Regions from separate parts of the Homo sapiens genome. Here region 2 is linked to region 1. A link is a contact called in ENCODE Hi-C or POLR2A ChIA-PET data. All regions are on one chromosome and are shown on one strand. Each heading gives the region's core, a stretch centred on a gene start or an enhancer-like site at or near the end of the contact. The rest is flanking DNA. Distances are from core to core; before and after follow the strand shown. Region 1 overlaps GSS (glutathione synthetase). Region 2 overlaps TRPC4AP (transient receptor potential cation channel subfamily C member 4 associated protein).

Region 1 (4,798 bases), core at 599-3,098:
AAGCCAAGTAGCCCAGGCCTGCCCTGAAGTTCCTCTGCTCCTCAGCCAGCTCTCTCCCAAGGGTGAGCTCTCTCATGCCAGCCCTTGGTTAGGAGGAGAGTCCCAGCTGGGCTTCAGCCTCCAAGGAAGTTGAGACACACTTTCCTTTTTCTGAAGAGGTGCTCCCCTTCATGTTTTGTAGGGGGCTCTTCTCCCTTAGGAACTAGGGTTTATATGTGTATGAGAGGAGAGAGGAACAGAGAAGGCAGGGGTTGCAAAGATGAGCTGCAAGTCTCCTTCATAATTGCATCATTAGGGTTATAAGCCAGGCTGCTCATGTTTCCCACAATCCAGGATTGCAGGTACAAAGCTGGGCCCATTCCAAGAAACAGCTCAGGGGCAAGGTGGTGGGCAGATTCATACATTCATGACTCATTGGGTTTTTGGCTACAAGTCAATGGTTTCCAAGCTTCTTACCATTATGACCCCTTCTCATATTCACCCACACATTTTTAAAAGATTTTGTCTCCAACAAAAGTCTAATTTCTGTTGAAAAATTAATCAAAGACATGCAATTACAGGTTGGATATCCCTTATCCGAAATGCTTGGGACCAGAAGTCTTTCGGATTTTGGAAGATTTGCATATACGTAATGAGACATCTTGGGGATGGGACTCAAGTCTAAACACAAAATTCATTTGTTTCATATACACCTTATACTCATAGCCTGAAGATTATTTTATACAATATTTTAATTAATTTTGTGCATGAAACAAACTTTTGACTGTGTTTTGACTGCACCTGTCACATGACATCAGGCGTGGCGTTTTCCACTGGTAGAGTCATGTGGTGTTCAACAAGTTTTGAATTTTGGAGCATTTCAGCTTTTGGATTTTTGGATTAGGGATGCTCAACCTGTACAGTATATACACATCTAGCATGTATATGTAAATACATAATATTTCTAGATATTTAATTCTACAATGAATATATATACATATATATATGTATTATTATTTCTTTTTTTTTGAGATGGAGTCTCGCTCTGTCGCCCAGGCTGGAGTACAGTGTCGTGATCTTGGCTTACTGCAGCCTCTGCCTCCTGGGTTCAAGCGATTCTCCTGCCTCAGCCTCCCAAGTAGCTGGGATTATAGGCACCCGCCACCACACCCAGCTAATTTTTTTATATTTTTAGTAGAGACGGGGTTTCACCATGTTGGCCAGGCTGGTCTCAAACTCCTGACCTTAAGTGATCCACCCACCTCGGCCTCCCAAAGTGCTGGGATTACAGGCCTGAGCCACCGCGCCCAGCCTATATATATTTAATTCTAAAATAAATAAAGAAATTTTAAGAAATTGCCCCAGAATCTGAAGAAAAAAAAAAAAAGATCAAGGGAAAGAGACAGAGAAGGGCGGATGGGCTGAACCATTTCAGAGGTTGCTTCCTCATGCCCTGAGTGTGGCCCAGTCTGTACCCCATCCCATCCAAAGATGAGAGGCCTGAGGTGACAAGAAAGTGTCGCTGCTTAGGAGAAGTAGAAAATCTGACTTTAACCCAATAACCTTCCCTACCTCTGTTTTCCTCCAAAACCAGGCTGACTTCCCCTAATTCCAAATGGAAATATCAGTCTTCAAAGTAGGGTGTCACGGATTACAGAATGTCAACAATAAAGGGATCTTGGATTTAAGCCAGTCTCTTCATTTTTCAGATGAAGAAACCTTAGGCCCAGAGAAGGAAAGGGAGTGGCTTGAGGCCATATAAATAACTGGTCGAGCCAGGATTAGAAGCCAGCTTTCCTGACTCCTATGACTTTTTGTTCTTTGGAGGTACCTTTCCTCTATCCCACCAAGTCAGCTGACACAGTAACACCTCACGGCTCTGCAATCTTCCAGTTCCTTGGCTCTGGCAGCTCCTGGCCCCCCAATGCTTCACTGTCCCCTACCTGGAAAGAGTTTGCTCCAGGAAGGCAGCGTTCTGGCTGACAGCATCCACTAGCAGGTTGAAGTCCATCTGCACAGCATAGGCTTGCTCCAGCAGGGCACTGGGGACCAGTGAGGGGAAGAGCGTGAATGGGGCATAGCTCACCACCTGTGATCAAGAAGAGAGAATGGGACAGGGGTAGGGCACCTGTGAACGGGTTGTCTTCCTGCAAATGGAATCCCATGGAAAGTCTGGCCTATATTTACTGAGGACACACCAACTGTAGATTAGTGGTTACCTTGGGAGAGTGGAAGGGGGAGAGTGGAACCCAGAGAGCTTCCAGATTCTGTGATAGTTTATCTCTACGTATTGAAGAGAGAGAAGCAAAAAAGCAAAATGCAAATAACAAAAAGAAACCCACAAGTTATTGAGCACTTACTATGTGCAAGGTACTATTTTAAATACTTTACATAGATTCATCATTCAGCCCTGTGAGGAAGATACTATTATTATCCACACTTAACAGAGACGGGACCTGAGAAAGAGAGGTTAACAGATCCAAAATTATATTCAGCTAGGAACTGGTGCTGGGATTTGAACCAGAACAGTTAACAGATCCAAAATTATATTCAGCTAGTAACGGGGTGCTGGGATTTGAACCAGGATGGTTACTAAACACAACACACACATACATACATGGAAGCCTGCTCCTTGCTGGTTGATGTTCAAGCCCAGGCCCTTCCATGCATCAGGAGCTCACACTCCAGTTTCCTTGCCTTTTGATTTTGATTTGGTTACTGGGTAGGACAAGTGAACTCTGGTTCCCTTAGTAGAAGCCAGGAGTGTTTTTTCCACCAATGTTAGTGATGGTGACTCAGGTTAACAGGCCTAGAGTTCAGCTGCATTCCGCATTCTTTGGACTTTATCATAGACGAGAAACCCAAATACCATCAAGGACACTGATTCTAGAAGGGAAAAGTGCATTCTGAGATCCCTGCCAACAACTGAACTAGAACTTGGGTAAGAGATGAAAAGAAAATCTTGTGACTTGTATTATAAAGCATTCCTGAGTTTAACCTTTGAGTTAATATCAGTTTGTCATTATGGTGGTATAAGTTTACGGTGTTAGAACTTGGTATTTAGATATTTATTTTTAAAGTACTATTTTTTTTTTTGAGGTAGAGTCTCACTCTGTTGCCCAGGCTGGAGTGCAGTGGTACAATCTCGGCTCACTGCAACCTCCATCTCCTGGGTTCAAGCAATTCTCCTGCCTCAGCCTCCCAAGTAGCTGAGACTACAGGTGTGTGCCACCACACCCAGGTAATTTTTGTATTTTTAGTAGAGATGGGGTTTCACTGTGTTGTCCAGGCTGGTCTCAAACACCTGGCCTCAAGTGATCTGCCTGCCTCAGCCTCCCAAAGTGTTGGGATTACAGGCATGAGCCACCATGCCCAGCCAAAATATTATTATTTTTTTAACAGGTAATACAAATACATGATACAAAATTCAAAAGAGACATAAGAATATATAGTGAGAAGTATGTCTCACTCTCATTCCAGTCTCCTGGGGAAAAGACTGGGCCCCAGCCACCCAGTTCTCCTCCCCAGAGGCAAATGACAGACTAGTGTCTCACACATCCTTCCAGTCATCTTTGTATTGATATATATGTATACACATATATTTTCTCTTTTTTTCACCCCCATAGCAAACTATACTACATTGTGCTTTTTAAATATTTCCTTATATGTTCAAATAGAGCATTTTCATTATTTTTAATTGCTGTATATTATTCTACTCTTAGGATATACCATAATTTATTGAATCTAGTATATAGGTGGTTTCTTTATTTTCCTATTACCATTAATGTTTCAATGGGTATCCTAGAATATACATTCTAGATATTTTCATATATGAGAAAGTCCATACATTCTAAATTTCTAAAAGTAAAAATATCAAGTAATTCAGGTAAATCTATTTTAAATTTTGGTAGATAATTTCTAAATTACCCTTCTCAGCATCTTTTTTTTTTTTTTTTGGAGTGGGGTCTTACTATGTTGCCCAGACTGGAATACAGTGGCTATTCATAGGTGCCATCATAGTGCACTATAGCCTCAAATTCCTGGGCTCAAGCAATCCTCCTGTCTCAGCCTCCCCAGTAGCTGAGACTGCAGGTGTGTACCACTGCCCTGGCCTCAGCATCTAAGATAAAACTGAGGAAGGCTATTTGTGAGAATAAGGTTTATTCAGTCTGAAGCCTTTATGAGTTAGAATGGGAATGACTGCAGATTACATAAGGGGTGACCTAATACCCTGAGTAGCTATGTGATGACTACAGGAGCATTTCCTTGGCTTGAACACATAGAGCTCTGCTGCCCCCAACAAGTCTCATCTTGGCCTCAAAAACTCAGAGTTTTTCTGCTAAGACATCCCTCTGCCTCTGTCCCAGGGCTCATTATGCCCTCCTGAATTTAGGATCAATAGTTTATAGCTGTTCTCTGCTATCTACAGGCTAAAGGCTGAAACACACAGTCTTCTCACTTTTGATAGAGACATTAACATAAAATGACATTACTGGCCGGGCACGGTGGCTCATGCCTGTAATCCCAGCACTTTGGGAGGCCGAGGCGGGCAGATCACAAGATCAAGAGATCGAGACCATCCTGGCCAACATGGTGAAACCCCATCTCTACTAAAAATACAAAAATTAGCTGGGCGTGGTGGCACACACCCGTAGTCCCAGCTGCTCTGGAGGCTGAGGCAGGAGAATCGCTTGAACCCAGGAGGCAGAGGTTGCAGTGAGCTGAGATCGTGCCACTGCACTCCAGCCTGGCGACAGAGTGAGACTCTGTCTCAAAAAAAAAAAAAGAAACATTTTTCTACTATTTAAAAAAACCTATA
Region 2 (4,798 bases), core at 1,322-3,821, 72 kb after region 1:
CTAGCTCATGCAGTGGGCAGCCCCTGCCTGGAGTGAAATGAGATCCCTATCACAGAGATTACAAGGGGAAGTTGGCTAGAGGGCCTCAGGCAGGAACTTTTTTTTTTTTTTTTTTTGAGACACAGTCTCACTTTGTTACGCAGGCTGGAGTCCAGTGGCGTGATCTCAGCTCACTGCAACCTCTGCCTCCTGGGTTCAAGCAATTCTGGTGCCTCAGCCTCCCGAAGAGTTGGGATTACAGGCACCCAACACCATACCTGGCCAATTTTTGTATTTTTAGTGAGAGACGCAAGTGTCTCTCACACTAGTGAGACAGGGTTTCACCATGTTGGCCAGGCTGGTCTGTAACTCTTGACCTCAAGTGATCTGCCCGCTCGGCCTCCCAAAGTGCTGGGATTACAGGCCTGAGTCACTGTGCCCAGCCTAGGAAGATCTTAAAAGGGATTTCTGCATAGGTTGGGGTGGGGAGTGGAGTTCACTCAGATCCTACTCCAAGGTAGCTTCCAATTAGGGGACTATAAGATATGATTTTAGTTTCTGCTCTACTCCCAAAGGAAAAAAGGTCAAAGGGTCAGCAGCAGGTCTTGAAACAACTACTCCAAGCCAGTGAGGCCCCATCTGTCCCCGGGGGTCTCCTGCTTACCGGGCTACAGTCACAGTTCTGGTTGTGACCATGGAGGACAAGGGCAGATGCTGAATGCTTCCTCCAAATCAGTTTGTCAAACAAATTATTAAGTCCAGGGATCAGCTTGAACTCTGCAATCATTCTGTGAACCTGAATGGGATAGGAAGGAAAAAGTATTAAGACAAATGTGCTTGAAAAATCTAGCAAAACCTCGTGCTCAGTACACACGATAATGATATTCAGGACAAGTATCAGTACTGTCAGTAAGGAGGGCCAGGGTCTGAAGAAAACATCCGTGTATCCCCTATGCCCAGCACACACAAACCCACTTTCTAACTTTGCTCATTAATGCTCACAATAATCCTACAAGGCATAATGTCCGGTAGTTCCTATCACAGAAGCATGAGTTTGGGATTCAGAGAGTCCTGCATATGATTCAAGAGTCCTTTGGGATGCAAGAGTCCTGGGTTTGACTCTTAGCTTTACCATGTGCAAACTTTGTAACCTTAAACAAATTCCTTAAGATTTGTCTCCTCGTATTAACATCAAAATGTTCCTCATGCTTTGCACTAGGATAAATTTCAGCTGAAAGTAAGATACAATTATTAAAAAACTCTAAGATCTAGAAAAATCTCTGCAAAGAAAAAAAAATGATCTAAGAGTTGGAAAAGCCTTTCTGAAGGATTATAATAAACCTAGAAGCTCAAAAAGAAGCTTGTTGACATCAACCACCTAAACCTTTAAAAATTCTGTATGGCAAAACTCAAGCAAAGTCACAAGCCAAATATGACAAACAGAGAACATACATTGGCAATTCATGCCACAGGCAAAGAAATTCCTCTATAAGGAGTCCTACAAATGTCTCTGATTTTTCACTTTTTCAGACTGGGAAAGATGACAAAGCTTTATAAGACCGTGTTGGTGACTTGGGCATTGGGTACATTCACACGCTGTTGGTGGGAGGGCACACTGGTATGACCTGCACAGGGAAGAGTGTTTGGCAGTAGCTCTAAAATTGCAAATCCATAATCCCTTTAAACCAGCAATTCCACTTTAGGAATTTACACTCAGACAGATCCATATAAACACTAAATGATATATATTTACAACACTACTCACTATAGCATTATTTGTAATACCCCAAAATAAATTATGGTATGCCACTCAATGGGATACAAGGCACCAGTAAAAAAGAATCAAGGTATTTTATATGTCGTGAACTGAACAATTGCCGAGAGATAATACTGGGAAAGCAAGTGTGCTCATGCTGTATTACTGATTGTGTAAAAAAAGAGGAATACAATTCGCCTTTGTAAGCATAAAAATGTCTCTAGAAGGATACACTAATAACTGGTAAAATTAGCTGCTTCATGGAACCATTAGAATAGAATGTCAAGGATCAGAGGGGAGAGAGGCTTCACTTATACTAATTTATATCTTTTAAAACAGAACTGCAGGAATGATTTCCCTGTTAAAATTTGTTTATATAACATAAGGCTATTACTAGCCCTTCTCGGGGCTGTTGTAAGGATCGAGTCAGAAAGCAGATGTAAAGCTCTGCACACAGCACCAGTGCTCGCTTATTGCTATTTTACAAGGGGGAGAAGTTCAGCAAGACCAGCCTGGGTAAGGTCAGTGATTGCAACGGCACCTAACTCAGGTGTTCAGATCTTAAGTCTGCCCCTTTCTAGCCCACTACAGGTATGCATTTATCTTGGGAGACCAGAAGCTGACAAAGACATCCCTGGCAGCCTCCATTTCCATGGACCTCTTCCTTCAACATATTAGGTTGTGTAAAAGTAATTGCGATTTTTGCCACTGAAAGTAATAGAGGTGACTATTCTCTTCCTACTAGAAATCACAGCCTCTGGCCAGTGTTAAGACTCATAAGCAGCCCAGAATCTGTTAGACTGAGGCTGATGTAAAATGACACCTGTTCTGCCACTCAGGCCTTTACTAAAACCCAGCCTGGATCTACCTTGCCCTGCTTAACTGGGGGTGGGGAGGTACGGCTGACATCTATGGTGTTCACCAAGCCATGTGCCTTCCTGTCTCACTCCAAAGGGCCCTAAGCCAGGCCCAGGTCACACAGCTATAAAATGTTCCAACAATGGCCCAAAAAAATTCATCCAGTGCAATTGCCTCACTGCACAGACTAGAAACCCAAGCTTAAGAGATTAGGGGTGAGTCACACAGCTGGGAAGAGAGGGGCCTTCTAAGGCAGACTTGGACCTGACCCTGGGTCTCCTAAGTTCAGGCCAGTGCTTAGGTTTGAGGTTTCTACTACATCATTTCCCTTTTCTCTTAACAATACCAGCTTCTCGGCCGGGCATGGTGGCTCACGCCTGTTAATCCCAGCACTTTGGGAGGCCAAGGCGGGCGGATCACTTGAGGCCAGGAGTTTCAGACCATCCTGGCCAACATGATGAAACCCTGTCTCTACTAAAAATACAAAAATTAGCTGGGTGTGGTGGTGTGTGCCTATAACCCCAGCTACTTGGAGGGCTGAGGCAAGAGGATCGCTTGAGCTGGGGAGGCAGAGGTTGCAGTGAGCCGAGGTCATGTCACTGCACCACTCCAGCCTGGGTGGCAGAGCAAGACTGTCTCAAAAAAAGAAAAAAAAAAAAAAAAAAAAAAGAAAGAAAGAAAATAGCAGCTTCTTCATGTGTAAAATTTGTAAAACAAATTTTACTTGTAGAATGCATTATTCCTACTCTCAGGTCCAGCCCCGTAGCCTGCTCTATAGCAGGATGGTAGGCAGGTGGGCGAGATGAAGTGCCACTCTACCAGAGGAGGCAGCGGGTACAGGCTCAGGCATTTATCTCTGCAGTCAGACAGCCCTGGGTTCACAAGATAGCTCTGTGACCCTGGGCAACATTCTTTGAACCCAAGTCCCTTGATAGAAAAGGCGATGGGGGACGATGGAGCTGTTGAAAAGGCTCAGTGAGGTACTGTAGAAGCTACTCAGGGGGCACTAAAAGAAACGACTGCTATATGGATGGTTTTCATTAGCACCAGAGGGATGAAACTTGACAGCACATGGGGAGCCTTTCCAGTCCTGAGATTTCAATTTGGCCAAGATTGGTCTGAGAACTTGGCCCAACTGCTCATTAACGAGGAGGCCTCTTTAAGGAGGAAGCCTTCTGTGAGGCCTGGCCAAGGAAACCCTTCCCCTTGCTACCCAGTGTAGGCAGGATCTGGGAATCCAGATCCTCACGGTGCCCGGCACACAGCAGAAACCCAGGAAATGCTGACTGTGCAAATGAGAACACGCTAGTGAAACAGTGGTTTTGGGGGGCCAGGATTTCAAGGTCATTAGTGGTCCCTTCCCAAGGAACCAGCACTGTAATCATACAGTTTAACTCAAGACCGCAACAACTCATAGCAACCTGGCAACAAGAAGGCTCAGGGAACAGAGAACTGCTGTGAGAGGGCAGAAAGAGGAGACAGGGCAGCAGAGTTTAAATCCTGGCTCTATCCAGGCCTGTCCCCTGAGCGCACAGCCCAGTTTATGCCCTGGCTTTCTCAAGAATCGAGTGTGGGGACACAGAGTCACCACCTGTTGTGTAACTTACTAAATACCTGAAAATTCAAACAACTGTGAAAGTGCCTCGAAAAAGTAATAGCACTCAATGCACAGAAGCTGTCCCTACAATTATTTCACATATAAGCAACTGCGAAAGTGCCTCAAAAAAGTAATAGCACTCAATGCATAAAAGCTGTCCCTAAAACTATTATTTTTTATTAAAAACATGTTCCGTATTGAAGGAAGGGACACCAATGCTGTGGCTATCACCGTGGGATCTCATCCAGTGTCCTGGTTTTAAATACAACCATATGCTGAGGACTCCCAAAGTGATACCTCCAGCCTTGCCATCTCCCCAACACCAGGTGTAGGTAATCAATCCAAGTGTCAATTCTAACACACACCTCAAATCTACCTTGTACAAAACACAACTCCCCATCTTCCTCCCTAAGCCTGCTCCTCCACCCCTTACCTGCTAGTCTTAACCACCTCAATACCTGGCAAATCCATTCTCCTACTTCCTTGGGCGAAAAACCTTGGGAGTCACCCTTAACTCCTCTCCTCACTCTTAAGTTCACATCCAAACCATCAGCAAATCCTATCTTTCAAAACATATCCAGAATGCAACCACCTCCCACCAGTCCCAC

What was found. A loop is a pair of places that touch in the nucleus more often than their neighbours do. ChIA-PET counts read pairs that join two places held with the same protein, here RNA polymerase II (POLR2A).
Region 2: POLR2A ChIA-PET joins it to region 1 with 12 read pairs in Panc1. The contact joins two enhancer-like sites. A Hi-C loop is called at or near these places in 2 of 168 maps with a recorded cell type or tissue (IMR-90 and mesothelial cell of epicardium). POLR2A ChIA-PET finds 5 or more read pairs at or near these places in 7 of 52 experiments (HepG2, PC-9, Panc1 and 4 more).

Annotation. Positions count from the first base shown.
Region 1 is chr20:34,944,031-34,948,828 of GRCh38, forward strand. GSS (glutathione synthetase) reads right to left here. Exons shown (of 13, transcript NM_000178.4): 3 at 1,923-2,068. Among named protein-coding and RNA genes, the nearest start is that of GSS, 9.4 kb to the right of the region's middle. Within about 2 kb of position 1,849, at least 7 of the 41 ENCODE cell types and tissues checked have a DNase peak (open chromatin) inside an H3K27ac peak, as active enhancers do.
Region 2 is chr20:35,015,365-35,020,162 of GRCh38, forward strand. TRPC4AP (transient receptor potential cation channel subfamily C member 4 associated protein) reads right to left here. Exons shown (of 19, transcript NM_015638.3): 10 at 644-775. Among named protein-coding and RNA genes, the nearest start is that of MIR499B, 27 kb to the left of the region's middle. RefSeq lists a silencer at 2,729-2,929. Within about 2 kb of position 2,572, at least 4 of the 41 ENCODE cell types and tissues checked have a DNase peak (open chromatin) inside an H3K27ac peak, as active enhancers do.